Regions from separate parts of the Homo sapiens genome. Here all the other regions are linked to region 1. A link is an interaction called in ENCODE POLR2A ChIA-PET data of the cell type or tissue named here. Cell type or tissue: K562. All regions are shown on one strand.

Region 1 (4,000 bases):
CTCTAAAGGAACTGCTGATACCACCCTTCTACTCACGCTGGCTCGCCGGTGCCGCACCACAGCCCTCAGCTCATCTCGCAGACGCCTTAGTTTATGAATCTTGGTTCCAAGAGCACCTTCCTGGGCCTGCACGCTCTGCAGCTCTTCAGACTGTTTACGGGATCTGCTCACTTGGGTCTCTAGCCTTTCCAAGTGAGCTAAAACACCTAAGGAGAGTAAAAGGAGAATTTTACAAGAAGCTGAGGATTTCTCACTGTGGCAACAGGAAGCATCTCAGGGAAGAACAGGTGACTCTTTTTTTTTTTTTACCAGAACTTTGTGGCCAGCTGAATTGTTAGATATCTGTCAATTTATAAAACCAGGGGAGCTAACAATTGAAATCAAAGATCATCAACCTCCTAGGTTGGAGAGTGATGTAAAACAGGATCCTCCTCAAAGACAGCCCGAGAGAGGATATGAACTATCACACGCTGATTAGGCAGCAGTGTCTTATCTAGGTCTGCAGTTTATCGCAAATCCACATCTCTAGTGTGTAAAGGATGATTCTCTAGCTTTACCACAGGCCGGAGAGAAGCCCTCTCACAGCCGAGGGCGGTGGCTCACACTTGTAATCTTAGCACTCTGGGGGGCCAAGGCGGGTGGATCACCTGAGGTCAGGAGTTCGAGACCAGCCTGGCCAACATGGCAAAACCCCATCTTTACTAAAAATACAAAAAATTAGCCGGGCATGGTGGCGCATGCCTGTAATCCCAGCTACTCGGGAGGCTGAGGCAGAATTGTTTGAATCCAGGAGGCGGAGGTTGCAGTGAGCCAAGATCACTGCACTCCATTGGAGTGCCATTGCACTCCAGCCTGGGGGACAGAGCAAGACTGTCTCCAAAAAAAAAAAAAAAAAAAAAAAAAAAGGAAGCCCCAGACTTTATTTAATCGAGCTTCTTAAGTACACCCAGCATCTATTTTGTAGGGTTCATATGGATGAACATATATGAAAACCTTAATCTTCTCTCCTTGCCTTGGGACGGAATCCAAAAACTTATCTCATTCACCTATCCAATTAAGACTAGAAACCTCTTATGGTTTTTATGGCTAATAAAACCATTAAAAAAAAGTATGTGAGATCGGGCCGGGTACGGTGGCTCACGCCTGTAATCCCAGCACTTTGGGAGGCCGAGGCGGGTGGATCACGAGGTCGGGACATCAAGACCATCCTGGCTAACACAGTGAAACCCCGTCTCTACCAAAAACACAAAAAATTAGCCGGGTGTGGTGGCGGGCACCTGTAGTCCCAGCTACTCAGGAGGCTGAGGCAGAAGAATGGCGTGAACCCAGGAGGCGGAGCTTGCAGTGAGCCAAGATCGTGCCACTGCACTCCAGCCTAGGTGACAGACTCCGTCTCAAAAAAAAAAAATTTGTGTGAGATCAAATAGAAACAGACACGCACTATATGCAGAATTATCCTATTTTACTCATTGAGGCCTATCCCCTTGCTTTCTCAGAAACCCTAAATGATCAGTTACCCTTTTCTCTGCTGTGTTCATTTCCCTTCCACACACGCTCAAGTCTCAACTGTCTTCAAACACACACTCATATATATATATATATATACACACACATACACACACACACAATTTCATACACTCACAGGCCTATTCTTGCCCACAAATCCCCTTCAGCTACTATCTCCCTTTTCTCCCCTTTCCTTTCCAGGAAAACTACTTAAAAGAGTTGTCCATGCAAGTTGAGTATCCGAACGTTTTGGGACTAGAGGTGTTTCAGATTTCGGAATTGGGAGTATTTGCATTACACTTACTGGCTGAACATCCCATATCTGAAAATCCAAAACTGGAAATAAGCATTTCCTTTGACCATCATGTCAGTGCTCAAAAAGCTTCAGATTTTGGAGTATTTCAGATTTTGGATCTTCAGTGCTCAACTTGTACTCACTTTCTCCATTTTCTTGCCTGTGACTCATACCTCAACCCACTTGAAACTCACTTCTGTTCCCATTATTTTACAAAACCACTCTAAGATCAACAGTGATATCCATGTTGCTGAACCCAAAGGACATTTTTCAAGCTCCCTTATCTCACCTCCCAGCACTATATGCTCCTACTGATCACCACCTTCACGAAACCCTCTTTTCCTCTGAATCTTAGCATAGCGGCCTGTTGGTATGCCTTGTTCAACAGATGTTTATTAAGCATCTATTTTGTGCCAAGTACTATTTCAGGCACTGGGAACATAGTGATGAACAACAGACAACCTGTTTTTGTGACACTTACATTTTACCTCTCTGACCCCACTTTCTGCTTTGAAGGCTCCTACTCTCCTCCTTGACCATTAAATGCTGAAATTTTCCAGAGCTCAGTCCTAAGACCTCTTCTTTCCAGAAGAAATCTCATCAGTACCCACAGCCTTAATGGCCATACATGTCGATGCCACACAAATATGTATCTCTAGCTTATACCTCTCTCCTGCTTCTTGAGAAAGCAGAATATCCACCTGCCTTCTCAGTGTATCTACTTGGAAGACTTACAGGAACCTGACAATCAACATGTCCAAGACTGAATTCATCATCTCCCCTTCTAAACCCCTCCATGACTGGAACCATTATCCATCTATAGCTGTGTAAACCAGTACTTTCTTCCTCACACCTTCTCCCTGACCCAGTCCCAATCCATTACCAGATCCTATTGAATATACATTCCTAGTATCTCTAAAATATTTCCATTTTCCCCATCTGCAATGCCACCATTGTAGTTCAAGCTACTACCATTTCTGGCCTATTACAAGTTTCCTAGGTGGCCCATACACTGAAGCCATATTTCAAAATCTAAACTGGATCGTGTCATCCAGCTGGCTAAAGCCTTTCGATGACTTCACACTGCCTACGAGGCCTACTGGCCTCTGGATCTCTCTTACCCTCATCAGTATCATGCTGCTCCTTCTCTAGGCATTTCCACACAGGCCTCCTCTCAGGCTCTCAAACCCGCCCAGCGTCTTTACTGACCTGATCCCCCCACCCCCAACACACACACCAAAGGCTCTTCCACAGCCGCCCCTTATCCACCTTCACCTGCAGCTACTCTAGCTCGTTAGCACTCAATGCAAGCAGCATTTCCTCAGGGAAACCTTTGTAGCACCTTCAGAACAAGGTCAGGTGCCAGCTCATAAGCTCTCAAAGATCCTTCTGAGACAATACTATAGTTTTTTTGTTTTTGTTTTTTAAATAAAGAGATGGGGTCTCACTATGTTTCCCAGGCTGGTCTCAAACTCCTAAGCTCAAGCGATCCTCCCACCTCGGCTTCCCAAAGTGCTAGGATTACAGGCGTGAGCCACCGCACCCGGCCACTATAGTTTTAATTGTATATTCATTAGTGTGATTATTTGATTTGCTTATCTTTTCCACTGAACCTTAAAGTTCCAAAATCAGGGACCGTGTGCATTTGTGTTCACCCATGGATCCCTTAACCCTAGCACAAAGTGTTTACACATGGTAAACACTCCGGAAATGGTTATTTTTTTCTGAGACGAAATCTCACTCTGTTGCCCAAGCTGGAGTGCAGTGGCGCGATCTCAGCTCACTGCAACCTCTACCTCCCAGGTTCAAGCAATTCTCCTGCTTCAGCCTCCCAATTAGCTGGGACTACAGGCATGCACCACGATGCCCGGCTAATTTTTGTATTTTTAGTAGAGATGGGGTTTCACTATGTTAGCCAGACTGGTCTTGAACTCCTGACCTTGTGATCCACCCGCTTTGGCCTCCCAAAGTGCTGGGATTACAGGTGTGAGCCACCGCGCCCGGCCAACACTCCGGAAATGTTTACCGAAACACGGACAACCAGGCATGACACTCTTGGAGATTACATTCACTTGGCTCATGTCCACAGAAAAACCCACATTACCGCAATAATAATCGTGAGAAACCAAAATTCTAATTAAATAAATTAGTCCTAATAATTAGCACGTGATTAACTGCTTTATTCACCAATCTCTATTT
Region 2 (4,000 bases), 210 kb after region 1:
GATTTCCCCATGCCTATCATGAGCAGGAATTTGTTGGGCACTAGGGCAAATAAAGACAAGCAATGTCTGATTCCCTGCATTGAGCTGACTACAGTTTGGTAAACACAAATATGAGGAATTCTACAAAAGACAAATAAACAAAGTGCCATGGGTCCACACAGGGAAGAGCTACAAGGCAGAAGAAACTGAGTTGCAACCTGGATTTTACTCTTAAAAACTAAAAAGAAAAAAAATTTCCTAAAAAGAATGTGAGACATATTTATTAAATCCACATTTCAAAATTTTATAAAACCTTATTGATAAATATTTTGAGAAGATTTGAAAAAATAGAGACACACTATTTTCCTATTTGAGAAAACTATAATTAAAAATATCAAAGTTATAAGCTTAATACAAATCAAATAACTATAATATGTTTTAGAAGCATAATCTTGTAAGAGTCTCTACTACAATTAAAAAAGTAAATGTAAGAAAAGCCAAGGAAGTCTTGAGAAACGGGAGTACTGAGAGTAGATATGCTCTCATGATTATGAAAAGATACTGACATGCTTTTCTCATTTGCTTTTCCTTCCACTGACTTCCCTCCTATTCTATGAGTAGCATCCATATATTTGGTAAAGTTTAAAAATGAAAAGAGAAAGAAATAGTTAATATTTACCTTATGAATTAAAGAAAGAATTTTACACTAAGATAAAAGTTTTTGAAAGTCTGGTTTTCCCAAAGAAGGAATTTGTTAGACACTAATATTTTCTGGCCAAGATTGAAAAGAGTAGGATTATAGTTTCTTCCACAGTACAGAGCAGATATCCCTTCTGCTCATGACAGTCAGAACATGGGGCCTGTCAATTAGGGTAGAAAGATGATATAAATTAGAAAAAATATGAATTATAGCCCCAAACTCCTGATTCTGGATGAAGGATTGTGGGATTAAAAGGTGAGACAGAGACAGAAGATGCAAGTGACCAATACTCCCATCATCATCTTTCAGGCAGATGGGGCAGAAGAAAAGAATGTCTGATGGAGTAAGGAAATCTGGGAGCTAGAACAGTCAGCTTCACTTCCCACTAAGACTGTACAAAATGACTGCCTTCCAGGAACTTCCCTGACACGTGGCGCGTGTGCGCACAAACACACACACACTTTCATACACACACACACACACACACACACACACACACACCACCAACCTCTTTCCTCTCCCTATGCCTACTCAACAGAAGCTGGAGATAGCCACTCCAAAATATATGCACAGAAACACAGGAAGATTGAGAAGGAATGTGAGATCAGCTCTGGCATCTCCCTTATTTCTCATGTGCCATGGAAGAAGGTACATTTAGGAAATGTACCTTAGGAAACTTCTGTGTGCTCTAAAGTAGTACGGGAAAGGTAACTTAAGATACAGATTGACGACTTTGCCAGAGGGATAAAGTAATTCCATAGCAAGAGGCCTGGAAGAGAGAATACCAGGCTCAGGGGGCCAAGCCAGACTTCAGGCTATCTGTGACACCAGGAAAGATGGACAATGCATTCTAGGAGCAAAAAGAACAGGTCTCAGACAGTTCTGGTAGTACCTCAAACGATAGTTCTGGTAGTACCTCGGTGGCCACAATTCCAGGGAGAGACCAGTAAGAAACCAGAAAAGACAGTAGATAGATTGAGGGTCTTGGTGTGCTTCCACCACTACAAGGTCACACAAGCCAACCCATAAGTCTAGATTCTGTTGTGGGCACGTCTGAGGAAAGAGATAATATTTGAATGAGTAGTATCCAGAAGCTGAAATATCCAAACACAACTATTTAAATTATTGGATAAGACCCAGTTTACCAGATGGGAGTAAGTCTGGTACTCTTCTTCCGGCCATCCAGTGACCAGGGTTCATCAAAAGGAAGAGATAAGAAAAATAAAGAAGCTATATTTTCTTTGCACACCTGAGTATACATAAGGTGTGATCCTACTACAGATTTCATGATGATTATTATATCTGAGAATTCAACAGAAATACCTTGCACATTAGAAACCAATATCACCTTAAGATTAACAGTGGACATTCAATTAAGATGGCAGAGTGAGCCCATTCATCTACCTCTTCTCCTACTAAAGACCTGAGGTCAGAAGGGCCTGGGGGTGTGGGCAGGCCACAAAACGACTGAGTGAAAAAACACCAATGATGGCCAGTACAACTCTAAAGACAAGTAAGTGTCAGCCACAGCATTTATCATGAGTCTAAAGTCTTTGTCTGAGGGCTTATAGTGTGAACTTTGAAATGGAGATAATAGCAGGCTAAAGACAATCTCAACGGAGAGGGGGGAAAAAGGAAGGCAACTCAGAACTAATCAGAACTCTCCCTGCAGAAAAATTCCTTTCCAACAGCAGAAACCGAGGGACAGGGCCCCGCTATTAGCCTTGTCTCTGCAAGTGCATGATAAGAAAAATGAGTCCAGGAACAGTAGCTCACGGTTGTAATCCCAATGAGACTGAAGTGGGAGGATTGCTTGAGGCTGGGAGTTCCACACCAGCCTAGGCAACATACAGAGACTCCACCTCTACAAAAACAGAAAAATTAATGGGTATGGTGGCGAGCACCTGTAGTCCCAGCTACTCGGGAGGCTGAGGTGGAAAGTTTCCTAGATCTTGGGTGGTCAAGGATGCAGTGAGCCATGATCACACTACTGTGCTCCAGTCTGGGTGACAGAATGAGATCCTGTCTCCAAAGAGGGGAGGGGAGGGGAGGGAAAGCCCACCTCTCACTCACCACAGCAAGCGGGAAGCCAACTGCAGAGTCCCATGGTCAGCCATGATGCTCAGTGGGTAAGACAGTATTTTGTAAAGGGGAATAATGAGCTGTACAGAATTACACCAGTTTCCAAGATTTCAAGGGCTATCATTCAACTATCAGCATCAAAAGAATTTAAGGTGTTTATGTGCCCTACTCTAGACTTACTGAATCAGATTTTTGTCCATGGGACCAGGAATCTACATTTTACCTGGGCCGCCAAGCAATGGGTATATACATTCAAGTAAGACAACCACTGATTGTGACCTTTACTTGAAAATACTGTAAAGAAGAAAGCTAACAATCACTGGCCACTTAATAAAAACCAAGAGAGGCAATAAAGTGTAGAAGTAGAGACACAATGACCCAAAGAAAATACAGTAAGGCAACAAAAATAAATAAAATGTTCCTAACTTTATTGGTATCTTGAGAGAGATACAAGAGGCCAGTATATGCACAGAACAACAACAACAAAAATCTGTTCTTATAATAGTCAAGGAACAAGAAGAATTTTGGGAAAATCAAAACAAAAATTATTTTTAAAATGAAATAATGTGACTTTCAGTGAATGTCAAGATGGAATAAGCCCTTTACAGCCTATCTCCCTCACTAATTACAACTAAAAACTCTGGGCAGAATACTAAAAGCAACCTCTTGAAAACTGAAAAATAACAATGTCAGGTGCGTTGGAGAAGAAAGTCAAAATATGAAGAATAACCAATATGAAGGTGAGTTTACTATTTTTTTTTAATCCTTCCTTTATCTACCACTTTGACCTGAGGGTGGGCAGAGTCCCAGAATTAGGCAGCAGACACACATGGCAAAACTCCAGGAGAAACCCCCTCTTTCTAGTGGGTGTAAAACAAGCATCTGTGGGCTACAGTGTGTGGTTTGGAGCAGTACGAGGGGAGTTCCCAGTTTCTTTTTTTTTTTTTTCTTCTCTGCTGACTCTGCCTCAAAGCCAGTCTGTTATGAAGCTGCACTACTGAGGCAGCACATCTGAAAGCCTAAGAGAAACCTGTCCTTCTGTCCTGAGAAACGGGAAAGGGTCCAGGGTAGTAGGAAGAATATGGGAAGAATCTTCACTATGTATTTCTCTGGGGCAAAACAGTGGGGGAGGGTGACACTAAGACTCTAAGAGAAAGAATAACCCCTGCCACTAGTGAAAGGACTAGGAAAAGAGGCTCCTGGGAGCCAGACAGCATAAGGAAAGTCTCTGAGAGGACA
Region 3 (4,000 bases), 110 kb before region 1:
CTAATAATCAGGGAAAAAGCAAAAACAACACAATAGAGGAATGGCGCATAGGAGGCAAAATAGAAGAAACTGACCAGTCGCATTGGCTCACATCTGTAATCCTAACACTTTGGGAGGCTGAGGCAGGCAGATCACCTGAGGTCAGGAGTTCAAGACCAGCCTGGTCAACATGGTGCAACCCTGTCTCTACTAAAAATACAAAATTAGCTGGACGTGGTGGTGCATGCCTGTAATCCCAGCTACTAGGGAGGCTGAGGCAGGAGAATTGCTTGAACCCAGGAGGCAGAGGTTGCAATGAGCCGAGATTGTGCCACTGCATTCCAGCCTGGGCGACAGAGATGCTGTCTTAAAAAAAGAGAGAAGAAACTTACAAGCTGGGTCACCGTTTTTTTTGGTTGCCTTCTAAATGTCGGAGAGAATATGCTTTCCACATGAAGTTCTCCACAGAGACAAAGAATCATGTACTTTTTTCTTTTCTTTTCTTTTTTTTTGAGATGGAATTTCACTCTGTCGCTCAGGCTGGAGTGCAGGGGCACGATCTCGGCTCACTGCAGCCTCTGCCTCCCGGGTTCAAGTGATTCTCCTGCCTCAGTAGTATGGACTACAGGCATGTGCCACCACACCTGGCAAATTTTTGTATTTTTAGTAGAGATGGGGTTTCGCCATGTTGGTCAGGCTGGCCTCAAACTCCTGATCTCAAGTTCTCTGCCCATTTGGGCCTTCCAAAGTGTTGGGATTACAGGCGTGAGCCACCACACCCGGCTAGAATAGTGGAATAGTGTACTTTTGATCCAAATTTCTCTCTGCCTCTTTTCTTTCTCTCTCTTTCTTTCTCTCTCTCTCTCTTTTTCTTTCTTTCTTTCTCTCTCTCTCTGTCTCCTTCCTTCCTTCCTTTTTGCATTTTGGCAATGGCCTTTCACTTAATGTCTTTTCTCTTTATGCTCCGTCTTTGGGAGGAATGCGTGAAGAGTTGGTTGTGGGTGGGAGACATGGTGAAGAAGGCTGCTGGCATGGCTGTAGTGGAGGAAGCCAGGTATGTCCTTTCATTAGGTCAGATCATGTGAGCTGCATGGAGCTCGGTTCCTTTCATATGGAGAACCTGGGGTTAGGATGTCCCTGTGGCCCTAGATGGCCTCACTTTGTTCCCCTGAGCTTTAGAATCTTCGTCCTCGGCAGGGTTAGTGACGCACAACACCTGAGGCTTCGAGTTGCATTTAGGGAAGAAAGGGATCATGGCGCTCCCTGTTCAGCTGGCGAGCCGTGCTGGAGCCCTGCCATGGTGCCCCCGCACCCTCCTACCCCTGCTCCCATTCCTCCCCGCCCCTCACCCACTTCCCTTCACGATGGCCTAATGGGTCTGATGACTCTCTGAGGACTAGTTACAAATAACATTTGCATGGATCATTGAAGCGCTTTTTATCTCATTATGTCACTTAGTCCTCACACCCACTCTGTGAGGTGGATATTCTTGTCACTGGCATTTTATAGAAAAGAAAGTGGAGGAGGAACAGAGGGTGAAGAAGGCGCCCAGGCTCCCCCCGGGAAGCGCAGACCCGGCTGGTCTCAGGGCCAAGACTTCCAGATCCAAATGCAAGTCAGAAGTCGTCTTCTCTGAGGAGATCGAGACAGACGGTTGTGGAAGTGGTTACATGACTGTGTGTCAGAACATAGAACTGTACACCAAAAAAGGGAATTGTACTGTACATGAAAAAGGGGAATAACAACAAAAGATAGATGGTGGAGAGCACAGACGGTCAAAAGATGGCTTCAGCATACAGTTGACCCTTGAACCACACAGGCGTTAGGGGTGCTGCCCCCCACACAGTCAACATCCATGTATAACTTTTTTTTTTTTTTTTTTTGGAGATAGAGTCTCTCTCTGTGTCACCCAGGCTAGAGTGCAGTGGCGCGATCTTGGCTCACTGCAATCTTCGCCTCCCGGGTTCAAGTGATTCTCCTGCCTCAGCCTCCTGAGTGGCTGGGACTATAGGCGCCCGCCACCACACCAAGCTAATTTTTATGGTGTGATCACGGCTCACTGCAGCCTCAACCTCTTGGGCTCAAGTGATCCTCCTGCCTCAGTCTCCCAAGTACCTGGGACCACAAATATGTGCCACAACACTCGGCTAATTTTTTGTGTTTTTAGTAGAGACGGGGTTTCACCATGCTGGCCAGGCTGGTCTCGAACTCCTGCCCTCAGGTGATCCACCCACCGCGGCCTCCCAAAGTGCTGGGATTACAGGCACGAGCCACTGCGCCTGGCCAGGAAAATATATTGACTATTCATTAAGTGGAGGTGGATCATCAAAAGGTCTTCATCTGCATCTTCACGTTGAGTAGCTGAGGAGGAGGAGAAAGAGAAGGGGTTGGTTTTGCTGTCTCAGGGGTTGCCGAGGTGAAAGAAAATCTGCAAGTGGACCTGTGCGGTTCAAACCCTGTTGTTCAAGGGCCAACTATGGTGTGGTAAGAGCTATGGTACCTTAACAGACACTCCACGGGGCTGGGAGAGAAGTTGACTTGGATGGGGCACCATGGCACATGTTGGGATGATGGCAGTCTTTCGTATCTTGCTTGGAGAAGTAGTCACACAGCTGTACATATTTGTCCATATTCATCAAAATATACACCTAAGGCTGGGCAAGGTGGCTCACGTCTATAATCTCAACACTTTGGGAGGCCAAAGTGGGAGGATCGCTTGAGCCCAGGAATTCGAGACTAGACTGGGCAAAATAGTGAGACCTCATCTTTACACAGAATTAAAAAATTAGCCAGGCGTGGTGGCACACACTTGTGGTCCCAGACACTAGGGAGACTGAGGCAGGAGGATCGCTTGAGCCCAGGAGGTTGAGGCTGCAGTGAGCCATGATCACAACACTGCACTCCAACCTGGGTAACAGAGTGAGACCCTGTCTCAAAAAAAAAAAAAAAAACCAAATACACACACACACACACACACACACACACACACACACACACAGAGTTAAAATGTGTGCCATCTACTAAAATTCAGTAGGTTTTATAAAAAGTCAGTAAAATACAGGAATCACAAAAATTGTGCATACATATATACATTTATATGTATTTTAAATAGTTTGTTTTAATTGAAAACATTTAGCTATACAGTCATTTGCCAATCTTTTGTTGAAGGGAAAGTTCTTTCCTTTTTATATAGGTACTCTGTTTGGTATTCCTTGTGGCCTTTTTCTTTTTCCTTCTTCTTTTTTTTTTTTTTAAAGATGAGGTCTTGCTATGTTGCCCAGGTTGGGCTTGAGCTCCTGGGTTCAAGTGATCCTCCCACCTTGACCTCCTGAGTAGCTAGGACCACCGGTGTTAGCCACCACCCCCTCCTATGGCCTTCTTTTGCAGCTGGGATGTGTTGTGTGTCATTTCCAGTTTCCTTAAAGTGGAGTAAGAATTAAAAGTCACTTGGAAGGAACCTGGGTACAGAATCCCCCTACATTTTTATTACTGTTCTTTCTTTTTGGCCAAATTGTTACTGTCTTGCCTACCTTGAATTCAACAGCAATTTCTTCTAGCTACTTATATTTGTCAAAAATGTTCAAAATACTCACTTTACTTTTTTTAGAAACAACGCGCTTTCTTTCACATCCATATTTTATCTGTGTAGGTTATATTTAATTAAGTTATGTAAATATAATACCAAAAACAACTGGCATAAACAGGTTTGGGACTAAACATAAGTGATTCTTGGAAAATACTCCGAAAGTTGGAGCAGAAATAAATGCATGGCCTTCCTAGAGAGGAGCTTGCCTGCGGCACGTGTAACGTCAGTTGATTTCTGGAGGGACTGGACTATCTTGGTGGATCCAGTGTCTCGGCTCTGGGGACTCCAGCGCTATCCTGTGCCCCTGCCCCTTCCTGCTCGGCTCTGACCTGCTCCCTCCTCGCTGCTTCCATTCCTGGTTCTTTCATTTTCCTTTTTTTTGAGACGGAGTCTCACTGTTGTCGCCCAGGCTGGAGTGCAATGGCATGATCTCGG

Evidence for each region. ChIA-PET counts read pairs that join two places held together with the same protein. Peaks named below come from ENCODE experiments on the same cell type or tissue, not always from the same donor. Only the 100,000 strongest peaks of a DNase experiment are listed, where the experiment ranks them.
Region 2: POLR2A ChIA-PET joins it to region 1 with 7 read pairs; 5 of 35 experiments call an interaction of 5 or more read pairs at or near these places.
Region 3: POLR2A ChIA-PET joins it to region 1 with 5 read pairs; 4 of 35 experiments call an interaction of 5 or more read pairs at or near these places.

The regions. Positions count from the first base shown.
Region 1 is chr2:24,795,881-24,799,880 of GRCh38, reverse strand. It overlaps CENPO (centromere protein O), which reads right to left. Exons shown (of 8, transcript NM_001322101.2): 3 at 37-206. Among named protein-coding and RNA genes, the nearest start is that of CENPO, 4.5 kb to the right of the region's middle. In K562, no CTCF peak of the experiment used is centred here; a DNase peak (open chromatin) is centred at 2,080.
Region 2 is chr2:24,586,811-24,590,810 of GRCh38, reverse strand. The region is part of intron 3 of NCOA1 (nuclear receptor coactivator 1); the gene reads right to left. Among named protein-coding and RNA genes, the nearest start is that of NCOA1, 98 kb to the right of the region's middle. In K562, no CTCF peak of the experiment used is centred here; a DNase peak (open chromatin) is centred at 2,360.
Region 3 is chr2:24,901,012-24,905,011 of GRCh38, reverse strand. The region is part of intron 2 of ADCY3 (adenylate cyclase 3); the gene reads left to right. Among named protein-coding and RNA genes, the nearest start is that of ADCY3, 17 kb to the left of the region's middle. RefSeq lists enhancers at 747-1,246, 1,247-1,748. In K562, no CTCF peak of the experiment used is centred here; no DNase peak of the experiment used is centred here.